Regions from separate parts of the Homo sapiens genome. Here region 1 is linked to region 2. Evidence: read pairs that join two places in POLR2A ChIA-PET (ENCODE). Cell type or tissue: HepG2. All regions are shown on one strand. Each heading gives the region's core, and the rest is flanking DNA. Links, peaks and the distances in the headings are about the cores only. Region 1 has its middle 58 kb from the start of HS6ST1. Region 2 overlaps UGGT1 (UDP-glucose glycoprotein glucosyltransferase 1).

The links. Peaks named below come from ENCODE experiments on the same cell type or tissue, not always from the same donor. Only the 100,000 strongest peaks of a DNase experiment are listed, where the experiment ranks them.
Region 1: POLR2A ChIA-PET joins it to region 2 with 5 read pairs; 2 of 35 experiments call an interaction of 5 or more read pairs at or near these places.

What each region holds. Positions count from the first base shown.
Region 1 is chr2:128,259,544-128,262,456 of GRCh38, reverse strand. No RefSeq gene overlaps it. Among named protein-coding and RNA genes, the nearest start is that of HS6ST1, 58 kb to the left of the region's middle. RefSeq lists enhancers at 1-468, 1,040-1,610 and a silencer at 1,508-1,802. In HepG2, for the core only: no CTCF peak of the experiment used is centred there; a DNase peak (open chromatin) is centred at 1,646; H3K4me3 peaks cover 947 bases.
Region 2 is chr2:128,177,316-128,180,228 of GRCh38, reverse strand. It overlaps UGGT1 (UDP-glucose glycoprotein glucosyltransferase 1), which reads right to left. Exons shown (of 41, transcript NM_020120.4): 33 at 2,309-2,397; 34 at 1,660-1,761; 35 at 359-443. Among named protein-coding and RNA genes, the nearest start is that of UGGT1, 88 kb to the right of the region's middle. RefSeq lists an enhancer at 700-994. In HepG2, for the core only: a CTCF peak has its summit at 851 (motif pointing left); DNase peaks (open chromatin) are centred at 848, 1,418 and 1,858; H3K4me3 peaks cover 492 bases.

The DNA.
Region 1 (2,913 bases), core at 91-2,590, 82 kb before region 2:
GAGGCCAGGAGTTCGAAACCAGCCTGGCCAACATGGCAAAACCCCACCTCTACTAAAAATATTAAAAATTAGCCAGGAGTGGTGGCGGGCACCTGTCATACCAGCTACTCGGGAGGCTGAGGCAGGAGATCACTTGAACCCAGGAGGCGGAGGTTGCAGTGAGCCAAGATCACGTCACTGCACTCCAGCCTGGCAACAGACTTCGTCTCAAAAAAATAAAAAAAAGAAATGGAAAGGCTGCTGTGAGGATCTGGCTGCATCGGGGGAGCCAGGCCTGGCCCCACACCTGCCCACAAAGGCGGACAAAACACTGACCACAAATGAGCCACCTGGGGGCTTGTTGAAAGCACGGAATCCTGGCCCCACCCACTGCCTTGCCGCTGCCCAGCAAAACCATGTGGGCCCAGCCTCTCCTGTGGGCACACCCACACACTGTCCCTCTCTCTCCCCTTTCTTTCCCCCAAAGGGCCATGACCGTTTTCCATGCAGCCCTGCCCGGCCCTGCCATCCTGCTCCCAGCCCCACGCTGAGAGGACACCTGTCTGCCTCCCTCCTGCCGGCCCTGCTCCCTGCTGCCTTTCACTGGCCTCCAGCTCTGTCTGCACCAACACTCCCAGCTCAGCCCCGGGCCTCGGGCTTCAGGGGGGACTTGGGCTCCTGGGGCAGACCCAGAGGAGGGTCTGAATTCATTCAGCACTGCCCAGACTTGCCCAAAACGTGGCCTCTTTAAAGAAACTACTTACATCCTGTTAAGCCACTCGTCCCCTAGCAGGGACAGGGCGCTCACACATGGTCCCCCTCACCCCACCTTGTAGAGGGATCATTGGTCTCGCCAGGACCGCCAGCTTCTGCCTTCAGCAGCTCCACTGCAGGGGTGTCCAGGGCGGCAGGAACTCAGAGTCTAGTCTCTTGGCTCGGGCGAGACACAGAGACCCCTTCTGGGGCCCAGTCTGTCCCCTCTAATGGATGCCCTGCCCTGAGCCCCCACCTCAGCCCCAGGTCCCCCTCGCACCCCAACCGTGTCTGAGCGCCCACTGCCGTGTCTACTGCACTGCACCCAGCCAGGCCTGCCAGACGCCCCTCGCAGGATTCCAGGTGGGCGCCACAGCCCATCTCCCAGCGCCCGGTCCCAGCAGAGGCCACAGCCATGGAGGGCTGAGGTGGGGTGTCTTCCCTTTCACCTGTGCCCCGAGACTTCCCCACCCCTTGCACCTTCTCACTGTCCCCTGCGACAGGGCGTCCTGACTGCCCTGTCCTCCCACCCTGCTCTGTGGCTCCTCGGAGCCCTGTGATTTCTATGCAAGAGGAAGCCTGGGGACTTTGGAAAACACTTTTCTTTCTCAAACAAAAAGCCAGGCATTCAAGACAAGCCTCTCCAAGACTCCAGGGAGTCAGCCTGGAGCCGTGTGGCTCAGGCTCAGGAATGCTTCTTTGTTCCCTGCGGTGCCCGCCCAGCCCCAGAAGCCGAGAAGGCCCGGGTCCCAACCCGGGGAGCACCAGGCAACGTTGCTCGTGAGGGCTGAGCGGGTGGGCCCACTGCTGCACAGCGTCCTCTCCGGGCAGCACCGCCTGATGATGCCTCAGGCACAGCAAGAGCTGGAAGGGGCCCTCGGCTCTGGGAGAAGGACTTCCAGGAGAGCTGGCTGAGCTAACAAAGGCCGCTTGTGTGACTCACGCCCTTGCTTAGGAAGCGGCCCTGCACAGCCTGGCTGCTGCTTCTGGGATCTGCCGAGAAGTGCCGCTCGGGAAGTGGCCTGAAGTCGGTCCCTTTCCAGCGGGCACTCCATGAGGGCAGGGGTTTTTCTACCTGGAAGATCTGAAACTCAGGCATCGTGGCAGAGCCTGCTAGCTGTGCCTTGGTAGTTGTTCTCCTCTCCTTCCTTAGTAGTAGAACCACTACATATCAGCGGTGACACAGCAAGCCAGAATCAAGACTACACTTCCCAGCCCCCTTTACAATGACATGTGCTGTCACTACACCCTGTGGCCAACAGTTTGCAAGAGGAAATGTTCCTTGCAGCTTTGGGAGACAATCCTGAAACAGAAGCAACTTCCTCCCTTTCTCCTACTGAATGGCTACAATGAGGATGTAATGGCTGGAGCTCAAGCAGCCATGTTGGACCATGAAGTAGATGCCATGTGGTGAGGGTGGTCGAGCAACAAGATAGGTCCTTGATGATTGTGGAACCACCCTAATAGCTTTGGGATGCCTACCTTAAGACTTTATCCATGTAAAATAGAAATAAGTGTGTTCTGGCCGGGTGCAGTGGCTCACATCTGTAATCCCAGCACTTTGGGAGGCCAAGGCAGGTGGATCACCTGAGGTCAGGAGTTAAGAACCTGACCAATATGGTAAAACCCCGTCTCTACTAAAACTACAAAAATTAGCTGGGCGTGGTAGTGGGCACCTGTAGTCCCAGCTACTCAGGAGGCTGAGGCAGGAGAATTGCTTGAACTCAGGAGGCAGAGGTTGCAGTAAGCCGAGATTGCACCACTGCACTCCAGGCTGGGTAACAGAGTGAAACTCCGTCTAAAAAAAAAAAAGAAAGAAAGAAAGAAATGTGTACCTTGTTAAGGCCACTGTTGCTTGGGGTTTCTGTCACTCTCAGCTGAACCTAATGCTAACAATGGTCCGGCCACTAAAGATCAAATTCCTGCAAAGAGCATAGCTGGAGGCTGCAGCCCATGTAACAACACCTTCTTTCCACCAACTACTCAAGACACTGCTGCTGTTCCTGGCTTCATTTATGTGGAAGTGTTAAAAGGCCCAGAGAGGGGAAAGGCGCTTTTTCCTTTTGTACCTTTTGATTTTTGAAACATGTGAATGAGGCCGAATGCAGTGGCTCACACCTATAATCCCTGCACTTTGGGAGGCTGAGGCGGGAGGATTGCTTGAAGTCAAGAGTTCCAGAC
Region 2 (2,913 bases), core at 96-2,595:
GGAGTGGTTCATGCTAACACCAATCATTCTCTTCAATGTAAACCATCGCTGTGCTTTCTAAATTAAAGCAAGCATGCAGGCTTCAGAGGAAGGAAACGTTATCTCAGTAAGACACTGCTAATAATAACAACAACAAAAGACTCTCCTACCATATCATCCAAGTTTTTAAACACAATTTAACTGTTTCCTTCAAATAGACCAATCTGGAAGAATAATCAAAATAAAAATATGCAACCAAATTAGGGTATCTTAGTAAATGGAAAATTTGCTAAAGTATACAGATAAAACAAAAGTCATGAAAAATATACAGTAAATATCTCCTTAATAAGAATGTTTTCCCTTTCTCTGTGAAACAAACCTTAAATGTGGGGGACAAGTAATTCTTCAAGAACCAGAATTTCACAGGAGTCTTGGTATTCTTCAGCACGGATAGCATCATTATGCTGCCAAACAAAAGCAGGTAATTAATAACAGCTTTCCAATGTTATTTAACCTCAACATTATGTAGAGTCAATCACGAGACACCTAAATGCTCTTTACGGCAGAGCTAACTAATGGCTCAATTAGGCCGAGGGAGACGCTCAGTGATGGAAAATGAAAAATTGTACTTACTCCAACTTATGAAGTTATCACTAAAGAGAAGGGGCATTCCTCACCTATAAAACTACACTTAACTGACAGAGGCAAATGTTTTAATTCTGTTACACCTCTAAATAAACTGCTTCATGAACTGATATATTAGTTATGGTCCAGATGAACCCTGGAAATCGGGGTAACTGACATCACTCCCCAAAACTCCTGTCACATGACATCAGCATCTGGTGCTAAGGGAAGAATGTGTAACCACAGCGCCTCCTGCAGCCTACACAGAGGCCCTGCTTTAGAGAGGAAGGCTACCAGCTCCGGCCTCCTTACTCAGAAAACAAAACCACATTTTTGAATGGAGGAATTTAACCAAATTCGGTTGTTATTATTGTCACTATTTTAGGTAGGATATTATTTCTTGGAAATAAGAGGGCTAAAAATGAGACAAATGACATTTTGATTTTCTATACTAGATCTGTAGTGAAAAATTAAGAGTGAACAGAGCCCTGGCAATGAGAAAAGTGACTCTCAGGCCTTCCTGACAGTGCCTCTGGTGACCACTACATCAGGCAGCCCTAGCCCGTGGCCTCTTCTGGCTGTAGCTGTGTGACCTTAGACAAGTCCCTTCACACTCGGGGCCTCAGCCTGTTTATAAAACAGAAGTGTTCACATGTAAGAACTAAGCTCTCTCCTGGCTCTAAAATCCTGTGAATCTTTACAAGGCAGTGAAGTATTCCATGGTTCTGTTCTGATTCTATTCTCTATGTCAACCTCCTAATCTCTGGGTTAAGCAATGTTTGGCAGGCAGTAAACAGTACAGTCTATGAATGTGTACAGTGACGTTAAAGGGCTGCAGCCTTGTAATATCCAGAAGCACTCACTACATAGTTCAACTTCACAGAGACGGCGGGATCAAAACAAATCCAATGATAAATGGCAAGCCAGTCACAATGCTCAGAGTGCTTCAAAGACACAGGAGTATAATGAGCAGAATCCCACAAAACCTTTCCTCTCTAAATAAGAACACTGACCAATTCATTCATCATATATAATGAAATAATCAACAAGACTGACCGAAGAAATCTTTCGTAGAGATGACCAGATGCAACGGAGAAAATATTAATTATGTCATCTTTATCTTGCTTCACTTCCTCAGTCTTCTGTCCTGTAAAGCCCCTATAACAATAAGGGTAAAAAAAAGACCACTTGAAACACTCATACAGACACACGGCCTTTGAAAGTAAGAGGAAAGAGACTGCGCTTCCCATCCTTCCCTAGCGGGTGAGCTGCAGCAGGAGTGGTTATGAAGCTTCCCTCACACCCTGGAGAGACCACAAGACTGACAAAACCAACCTACAAAAAGAATGTTCACTCTCCGACAGTGTTGTTTTAGGAAGAGACTGAACACAGGCTGCACCAGAATGCAACTTACACAACGGGAAGTAAACTGAGCAGGGAGCAGTCAAATTTCCAAAGAGCAGGTACAGGCAATGAGAGTCACAAAGTATGGAGCAGAAGTAACTTCCCCACTAGGAGACATGAACCTCTTTTGGATCAATCGAGTGGAAAATACTCATCTATGCCAAATATAAGTGTGAGATGTAGCTGCACAAAGTAGAATGTGAAAGGCCCAGACAGAATCACAAGATGCAAAAAGGAGGGATGGATGGTGCTTATATCTCAGTTTTTCCTTAAAAACATAACTCTTACAATGTCAACTTACCATTTGAAGGAATCCCAAAATCCAGATTCATTCTCACTCGTTCCATCACTCAGCAAGTCTTCGTTCACCATATCTGCCTTCTTCTGAACCTGCAATCAAATGTGATAAACCTTACTCCCAGTATGTCTCACAGGCATAAAACTGCCTCTCACTGGATATACACTGTGAGCCTGTCATCAATAGGGAATTATCAATCAATTCTCTCACAAACAGGCACAACCCCACCCAGAGTCTAGAAGGATTCAATAGAAGTATCTTCGCCAGGACATTCACATCATAACCTTATGTGAGGAGACAGCAACCTCTTTTAATTAGATGAACCCCATTTTCAGCTTGCAACATAGGCAAAGAGCCGCAAACTCAACTGTGCAGTGAAACCAGAAGCACGATTCAATGAGTCAACAGCTAGTTCCAGGGAAGAGTGTGGCTGCTGGGGGCTCTAGCTGTTGGGAGGGAGGTATTTCATGTTATGACCAGTTTTCAGGATTCACTAGCACAAACAGGGGTTTCTTCTTGGCAGTACAGTGACCATTTTTCTTCTCAACAATGGATGGCCTATTTTAGGTTTCACTGTGTGTAATGATTCTTTCTTCAAGAATATACTG